Regions from separate parts of the Homo sapiens genome. Here region 1 is linked to region 2. Evidence: chromatin contacts called from ENCODE Hi-C data. All regions are on one chromosome and are shown on one strand. Each heading gives the region's core, a stretch centred on a gene start or an enhancer-like site at or near the end of the contact. The rest is flanking DNA. Distances are from core to core; before and after follow the strand shown.

Region 1 (4,520 bases), core at 1,685-4,184, 190 kb after region 2:
CCAAACTGGGAGGTGTCCCACAGCAGCTGTAGGATTGTCCTAGGGGTGGAGACCTGAGCACCTTCCACTCCAAAGCACAGTATCTGTGGGCCTGGCAGTGGCCTCAGTTCCCCCATGAGTGCCCCGGTCCCCCACCCCAGGGTTTCCCCACATCACATCCATCCCTGCTTTGAGACCCCACTCCCCCTGGCCTGTTCTTTATTTTGGGTCACTCCCTTCTCTTTCCTGGTCATATCTCTCCTGCAGGCCTACCCTGTGTTGGGCCCCCCAGCCCTGTCTCTGCATCGGGTGCCCCCCTGCCCCTCCTTCTGTCCTCAGCCCCCTCCGCCCTTCCCCCTCTTGAGGCTGTAATATCCGTTTCACGATTTGGGGGCTGAGTTGCTATAACAACAGACGGCGATTGTGTTGTGAAGAGCAGCTCGCTCCTGTGCCGCCTGCCTCCTGTGCTGCCTCCATCCCTGCAGCCCAGTCGGTTCCTCTTGGCTCCTCTCGTCACTACCCTCCAGTTCCAGTCTGGCCTCTTCCTGGTGTGTGTGTGTGTGTGTGTGTGTGTGTGTGTGTGTGTGTGTATGCATGCATGCATATGTGTGTCCAGGTCTGCCTGCCCGGGATGTGACAAGTAGCGGTCTTCATGGTTGCATGTGTCTGAATTTGGTGTCTGAGCTTCACATTGTATGCGCCTGTGTGCATGTGTGTGCATGGACATGCATGCTGTATCTGCTGTGTTTCCCCTCCCCCATGTGTCCCCACTGGCCTTTGCACATGGGAGAAGGGCATGTGCTCAGCATATCACTCAACTGTCCACATTGGGTGGGTACCTGTGTGTGGTGTGTGTGTGTGTGGGGTGTGTCTTGAAGTGGCAGGTCCCAAATGCTTAGGCAATCTGAACCTTGGACCTTGCAGAGAGGAGAGATGTCCCTGTAGGTGGGAGGGACAGGGAGATGCAGCAGCTGCCCGGTGACCTTTTCTGCCCTTGATGGGCAAAGCTGGGGGTAGGGAAAGGAGACAAGTGCTCATACTTACCTCCCTCCCTGCCCAGGCTCCTCTGTAAGGGTCTGAGTCTGTCTCTGTGAGCCATTGCATCTGTCTGTCTATGCCCTGATGCCTGGATGGACAAGGGGTGTGTGTGTGTGTGTGTGTGTGTGTGAGTGTGAGGAGGCTGCAGGAAGAGGAACAGTGGGGGATGGGCAGGAAAGTGGGCTGTGGGGTCAGGGAGGCGATTTCGCATTCATAGGCCCTGACGCAGCAGTTCCATTCTCTGGCTCCTTCATTGGCTTTGGTGGGGATGCCCTGGGGGTCTCTCCAAGGTCAGAGTGGGCCCTAAGTCTGGGACCTGGCTTAGGGATCACCCTTCTCGACTCCTAGGAAAAACTCCTTGCAGCCTGGGTCCCCCTCTTACCCCTTCACAGGCTGGGGAAGGAGTTTCCCACCCGGGGGGTTGGTGTCCGCATTAAGCCACTCAGTAATTGACCACTCTCTTTGAAGTGCCTGGGCAGGGGTCCAGGATGACTGTGGGCAGGTCCCCTGGGTGCAGCTGTTCTGGGCATGCATTAATTGCCTGGTGTAGGTACCTGTGTGCACAAGTGTGTGTGTTCTTGGGCAGTATATGCTTCCTGTGGGTGTGTTACCATGGTGGGGCATTTCTGCAGGTGTTCTTATGTGTCTCTGGGAATGCCCAGTGTTCACAGATATGTGTGCATGGCTGTGAGTGCCCCAATGTCCATGCATTGGTGGTTGAATGTAAGTGTTCTTGCATGTTGCCTCTGGCTAAGGAAGTGCCAACTACCACCAGCTGTGCAGATCACAGACCCTGCAACAGAAACCAGGGTCCTGGAGTGAGCTGGCAGAATGGTCTGGCACACATACACACACACACTCTGTCTCTCACTGTCTCATTCAGCAGCCCAGTGACCAACCTCGGGGTATACACACTAAGTGCCAGTGTGTGTACACTTTTATTGGCGGAGTGAGTGAAGGGTGTCCCCCAGTCCCCCACACTCATACACATGCACAGTGATGCATGTACCCTTACAGGAGAGACCTGCGCCCCCCAGCACCACTCTAACTGAAACTCATGGATGGGAGGAGGAGAACAGAGAAGGGGGCTGCTGCCAGGTGCCCTCAGTCACCAGGCATGTGCAGGCGCAACCCTGCCCCCACACCTACTCGTACCTCGGTCCAGGGTTCCAGGCAGAACTGAGAGTTTGGCCTCAAACTCTGGGATTCCCATGAGGCAGGACTGGGAAACCCCCAAGTTCCTAGGTCTACCCCGCCCCCATCTCTGCCTTTCCTTCCCCCACCGCCTCCGTCTTTATCCCAGCAAAGCCCCTTCCTCTTCAGTTCTGGGGGCTCCAAGCCAGGGGCCCTCCGGACGGTGGGAGGTGGGGGCCAGGCTACCGACTGGAAAAAGCCCCCAGCAGCCATGGACCCACCGAGTCCCCCTTCTCTAGGCTCCTCGAAGCCCGGGCCCGCCCCTGGGGGTAGCCAGCAGAGGGCGCTGCGGCCCAGGCCCCGCATCAGCCCTGCTCTCGCGGCGTCCCAAGTCGGGGTCCACAGCCTCTCCTTCGGCTTGTCCCAGCCCCGCGCTGCGCGAAGACCTGCTGGCCGTGGGGGGAGGGTGCGGGACCCAAGGCCCCGAACTAAGGGGCGAGGGGCGAGGGGCGAGAGTGCTTGGGTTCCCGGAAAAGACACTGAGGCCGGGTTTGGGGCCCGCCTGGTTGGGGGCCCGGGCGCCCGAGAACCTCGAGAGGCTGGGAGGAGCGCGGGTGCTGGGGCCGGGACGCCTGGGTCCCGCGCGAGGGAGGGAGTGGGCCTGTGGAGCCGCTGGACTGGCGGCTTCTGAGCCCTTGCATTGGCTGCGCTGCTCGCCCGTCAGCGCAGCGTGGTCCAATGCGCGCGTCTCGGGGGCGGGCACTGGTGCTGATGCTGCCGTCAGTCGGTGTTGCAGGGATGCGGCGGCGGGAGCAGCCGCCCTGACTCGCGGAGCATCCTCCTCGGAGAGGCACCGCGGCGGGGCGGGCGGGCGGGCGGGGACGCGGCGGGGAGGGAGAGAGGCGCGAGGCGGCAGACACCGCTAGCCCTGGCTCTGCCACCCGTCGGAGACGGGGCGGCCCTGTAGCTCTGCTACCCACCCTCCAGCTTCTGGCGCCCCGAGAACCAGGTAAAATGGGGGGGGGGGGGCGCTGCGGCGGAGACGGGCGGGGGGCGGGAGCCGATCGGGGGAGGGGAGCGGATCGGAGGGGGCGAGGGAGGCAGGACGGATGAATTGGGGGGCGGGGGCGCCGCGCTGAGAGGGCTGGCCCGGTGACAGCGAGGAGGCAAAGCCGCTGGGGGCTTGGGGGTCGGAGGCTCCTGTGGAAGGGGCACTGGCCCTGAGAGCTGAGGAGAATGGGGAGGGGTGGGAGGAAGGGTCTTTGGGGGAAGGGATGGAGAGAGGAGGGGCATCCAGAGGACTTAGAGGGGGTTCTTAAAGGGGGGTCCCCAGTCTGTGCTAGCCCCAGAGGCTTGAAGCAGCGCCGGGCCAGAGGAGCTGTTGTGTTCTGGAGGGTCTAACCAGCGAGAAACTGGGCTTCGTGGGAGGAGAGGAGAGGGGGCTGGAGAAGAGAGAGAAGTGGAGAGGGAAGGAAAGGGGCCAGGCCAAGGGCTTCGTCCTGAGGGGACCCACTGAGGACCAGGCTTTCCTGGGGGATGGGAGCCAAGGGGAGAAGAGGTTATTGGGAGAGAGCAGAGGGGAATGTGCCAAGGTGCTCCAGGCAGAGATGGGTCTGTGCTGGTGGAGAGCTGGGAAAGATGGGGTCTGAGGGAGAGGAGCGGAAGCTTGCGGGGGAAGGCTGGGGGTGATGAGACAGGGAGACTGGGAAATCAGTAGGAGGGGGCTTTGCTGGGGTGGGAATGCGCTGGGGGCGGTGACAGGGTTCTGGTCAGAGAGTGCTGCAGGGGGAGAGGAAGCTGCAGGGCCCTTGGCTTGCTCCCCCACCCCTAAAGAGGAAGGGACCATTTCTCATGTCCCAGCCTCCTCCCCCAGCTGAAGCAGCAATCTTCCCTGGGGTCTTTGGGTTGGGGTATGAGCCCTTGAACCCTTGATGGGCTTTTGGGGCACAATTGGCTTTGGGGTGCTGTTGTCTCCTTTACTCTCACCCCCCTCCTGAATCTTGGGAGAGGGCATTCGATGCCTCATTGAGCTAGCAAGGGCTGGGAGGGGCTTTTTCTTGGTGTCTGGAGGTGAAGGAGGAGGCTGTCCACCTGGAATAATGAAATAGATTTTTAGGGGGTGGGTCTTGGGTCCCCAGTCCCTTGGCTGCCCTGGGGGCTTCCAGATAGCCCTGTTTTTTCATGTGTTGGCGGGTGGGCGTCTCTCCTCTTCCATTCATTCTTATCCTTCCCTGTTGTCTACCTTCCCAGTGTCTGGGTGTTCCTTTTGGAGGAGGGTGGACATTAGGGTCTTACTTTCTCTGTCTTCTGCCAGAGAAGGAGAAAGAAAGAAGGGAGAGGGAAGGAGAAGGGGAGGGAGGTCTGCAGTC
Region 2 (4,268 bases), core at 1,719-4,218:
TCCCCACCACCTTTGGAAGGAGGAGAAGTGGTGTTTTTTCTTTTTTCTTTCCTTTTTTTGTTTTTGAGGTGGAGTCTTCTCTGTCACCCAGGCTGGAGTGCAGTGGTGCAATCTCAGCTCACGGCAACCTCTGCCCCCCGGGATCAAGTGACTCTGGCCACCTCAGCCTCCCAAAAATGCTGGGATTACACGTGTAAGCCACTGTTCCAAGCCTCTTTTTTCTTTTTATGATTTCTGAATCTTAATGCTTTTTCATTCATTCGCTCCACAGCATTTAGGCACGTAGCCTTGGTCTCCTCTCCCTTAAGAATGGGGATATTAATAGAACCTCCCTCATGAGCATATGGTGAACAGCAGAGCAGATGAGATCGTGCACGTAAAGTAACAAGCCCAAGGCCTAGGACATCACACAGGCTTAATTCATGGTGGCAATTATATTTACTATTAATTTTTTTTTTAGACAAGATCTCCGTCTGTCACCGAGGCCGGAGTGCAGTGGTGCATTCATAGCTTCACTGCAACTTCAAACTCCTGGGCTCAAATGACCAAAGGCACACACCACCACGCCCGGCTAATTTTTTGAAACATTTTTTTTTTTTTGTAGACACAGGGATTCAGCTATGTTGCCCAGGCTGGTCTCAAACTCCTGGGCTCAAGCGATCCTTCTGCCTCAGCCTCCCAAAGTGCTGGGATTACAGGAGTGAGCAACCCAACCCGGTATATTATTATTAATGTAATAATCAGTTGGTGAGCACAGTACTGCCCCCAGCCTGCCATGGAAGAAGGCAGAGCTCTAGATTCCTTCCACAAGCAGTTTCTTCTTTTTTTTTTTTTGAGACAGAATCTCGCTCTGTCAGCCAGGCTGGAGTGCAGTGGCACAAACTTGGCTCACCACAAGCTCCGCCTCCCAGGTTCACACCATTCTCCTGCCTCAGCCTCCCGAGTAGCTGGGACTACAGGCGCCCGCCATCACACTCTGCTAATTTTTTAAATATTTTTTAGTAGAGATGGGGTTTCACTGTGTTAGCCAGGGTGGTCTCGATTTCCTGACCTCATGATCCACCCGCCTTGGCCTCCCAAAGTGCTGGGATTACAGGCATGAGCCACCGTGCCTGGCCCATAAGCACTTTCTGAATGGCTGTCCTATCAGCCTGCCTCCCTGAATGGAGCCTGCTCCTTCCAGGTAATGAACTATCTCCACTTACTAACCCAACCCCAGTTACATAGGATAAAACTGAGGGTCACAAGAGGAGAAGAAACCACCCATGGGTGGGACTGGAATACAGGTCCCTGCCCGGTGGGCCAGGGCGGTTGCCCTTGCTTCAGGCTGAGTTTTGGCATTAGAATGTAAGAGTCCAGCTCCCAAGTAAGATTAAAATAGAAACACAGGCTAGGTGGGGTAGCTCACACCTGTAATCCCAGCTACTCAGGAATTCCTTGAACCCAGGAGCCAGAGGTTGCGTGAGAGGAGACTGCACCACTGCACTCCAGCCTGGGCAACAGAGCAAGACTCTGTCTCAAAAAAAATAAATAAAATAGAAACATAGGCCGGGCACGGTGGCTCGTGCCTGTAATCCCAACACTTTGGGAGGCCAAGGCAGGCTGATCACCTAAGGTCAGGAGTTCGAGACCAGCCTGCCCAACACGGTAATTAGCTGGGTGCGGTGGTGCATGCCTGTAATCCCAGCTACTCTGGGAGGCCAAGGCAGCAGAATCATTTGAACCCAGGAGGCAGAGGTTGCAGTGAGCCAAGATTGTGCCACTGCACTCCAGCCTAGGTGACAGAGAGAGTCTGTCTCAAAAAGAAAAGAAAAGAAACATAATTACCTATGGCTGTTCCTGAAGTCGCCCATGATGTAAGAGGTTTTGTGTGGCTGCCCCCTACAGAGCAGCGGTTGGCAAACTTTTTCTGTGAAGGGCCAGAAAATAAATATTTTAGGCTTTGCAGGCCTCTGTCTCAAGTACTGAATTCTGCTCTTGTAGCAAGAAAGCAGCCCGGGGCAGAACTTAAGCAAATGAGCAAGACTGTGTGACACTAAAACGTTATGTATAAACACTGGAATGTGAATTTCATATGATTTTTCACATGCCATGAAAAGTTCATTCTTCTTTTGATTTTTCCCCTAACCATTTAAAAGACATAAAAACCATACTTAGCTCAAAGGCCGTACAAAAACAATGCCCCCCTGCTTAAAGGAGGCAGAATCCATTCTTTGATTTTAGGACTAGAGATATGAAAAGCTATTATTATTTCAGAGAGGTGCCTAAGGCCTGACCGACGGCAGAGAGAAGGGAGGGTCAGTTAATCTCCCTCTGAGCATTCCGGGGTGAGGAGGGGAAAAAAGACCTTCCTTGGTGATGGATTCAGAGCCCTTATTTATTTTTGTTTGTTTTTGAGGCAGGGTCTTTCTCGTATCTTAATCTGTTTTCTTACCTGTAAAGCGGTGGCAATAATCCCTACCTTGAGCGATTATTAAGAGGGCTCAATGAGATAAAGGATGGTAAAAGATTTTGCAAAATGCGAATGTTTACTCACTTAATTGTTTCCACAGATGCGCGCTTAAGATCGCGCACTGAGTTTACTCCTCTGGGGAAGGCTTCTACGAAGTTTGATGGGACACTGTCCCTTTAAATCCTCCCCAACCACTTAAAGTGGTTGGACGAATCAGCACATGCGCATTCCTTTGAGGGGCCGGCACCTGGAGCAACAGCCTTCCCAGAGCCTGTAGAGGGGAGGTTAAAGGTCCTCCCACACAGTACTTTACGCAAGCGTAAATCATGATTGAGAGCCCTATATCATGCAGAGAGCCCAGTCCCTTTTTCGCGCCCGAAGGCTCCGCCCCGCGCAGCCAATCAGTAGGCCTCGCCCTTTGCAATAGCCAATGACAGTGAGCGTAGGGGGCGTGGCTGGGCGTCCGGAGGCGCGGCCTGGCGCCTAGAGAAGCGGCGGGGCGAGCCGGGGGCTCTAGTGAACAGCGGAGCCGGACGGGGATCGCCGGCGGGCGGCAAGCGGAGGCGGCCCAGGCCCGGCGGTCTCCGAGATGTCACGATGGCTGTGGCCATGGTCAAACTGTGTGAAAGAGCGGGTCTGCCGCTACTTGCTGCACCACTACTTAGGTCACTTCTTCCAAGAGCACCTCAGCCTGGACCAGCTCAGCCTCGATCTGTACAAGGGCAGCGTTGCCCTGCGAGACATCCACCTGGAAATCTGGGTGAGGAGCCAGGCCCGAGTCCAGGAAGGTGCGGAGGGTGGGAGCGCAGCGACCTGAGGCTCCCTGCGGCAGGATCGGGCTGGGGGATCAGGCACCGGGCGTAGAGAGGCCAGGGGAATCTTGCCCTCTCCAGGCGTCAGAGGCACCCCGGCTGGCCTCTTCAGTTCCTTACCAGAGCCAGAAACTGAGCGGGAAGGGGTTTCTGTCTCCACGGGAGGAGAAACTGAGGCTGGAGAGGGCAAGATCACCTGTCTGGAGAATGCAAGACAAACTCGTCGAGTTTGGGGGCTGAGTTAAGGAGGTTGGCTCTCGGGCTGAGGAGGGGCTGGGGAGGGAGCGTAGGAACTGAGCTGGGCCAGGGCAGTGACAGACTTGGGCCTGCGCAGCTGGTGGGGGAAGCTGGTAGGGGTCCGGAGCCCTGGCGAGGACACCTGTGGATCATGTGCCCTGACCTCTTGACCCCACGGTCCTGAGCCCGTAGGTGGGATCAACAAACCACCGGATGTGTATGTCAACAACCGCGTCAGTACGTCAGTACCAGTGTTGATCAACACCTCGTGTGCCTGGGTCGCTGCCTACTTCCTGCTTTTGGGAGAGTGGGATGGGCCAAGTGGGTGTCTAGGGAGGGACTGGATGGCCCCCACCTACATCTCCCACCGACCCCCCCGGCTCAGTGTCCCTGCCTGGAGGGAGGCCCTGGAGGAAAGGTGGGGAGATCTGGCTTCAAGCCGGGAGGAGGCCAAGGGAGATGCTAGGGAGGCCAAGAGGTGTAAGGTCAGAGGCTTGAGGCTGGGAACGGTGAGGAGCCCTGACTCACAGCTCAGCTGACCTGGGGAGCTTTGAAGGAGCCACCAATTAGAGGCGCGTCCTGGTCGATCCACCAGGTCCAGAGCAGCAGGGGTGGGCATGGAGGCAGGGACTTCTCAGTTTTGTGGCTGGACTCAGGGGGCTGCTAATCTGGGCAGAAGAGCTAGGCTTTGGGGGTAGGCCAGGCCCTGGTGAGCAAATGTGGGGTAGGATAATCGTGGGCCCTGAACTGGGGGCACCCCCCAGTGG

The links. Hi-C counts contacts between places; a loop is a spot of excess contacts on that map. Pooled maps may share reads with other maps.
Region 1: a pooled map shows a loop between it and region 2 (5-fold over the local background). The contact joins the promoter of NRXN2 here to the promoter of ATG2A in region 2. A Hi-C loop is called at or near these places in 6 of 50 pooled maps.

Annotation. Positions count from the first base shown.
Region 1 is chr11:64,721,611-64,726,130 of GRCh38, reverse strand. NRXN2 (neurexin 2) reads left to right here and starts at 2,934. Exons shown (of 23, transcript NM_015080.4): 1 at 2,934-3,160. RefSeq lists enhancers at 1-834, 2,044-2,093 and silencers at 2,474-2,773, 2,760-3,054.
Region 2 is chr11:64,915,909-64,920,176 of GRCh38, reverse strand. ATG2A (autophagy related 2A) reads left to right here and starts at 2,968. Exons shown (of 41, transcript NM_015104.3): 1 at 2,968-3,212. The coding sequence starts at 3,042. It also overlaps a transcript of PPP2R5B not described here. RefSeq lists an enhancer at 2,567-2,696 and a silencer at 2,747-3,056.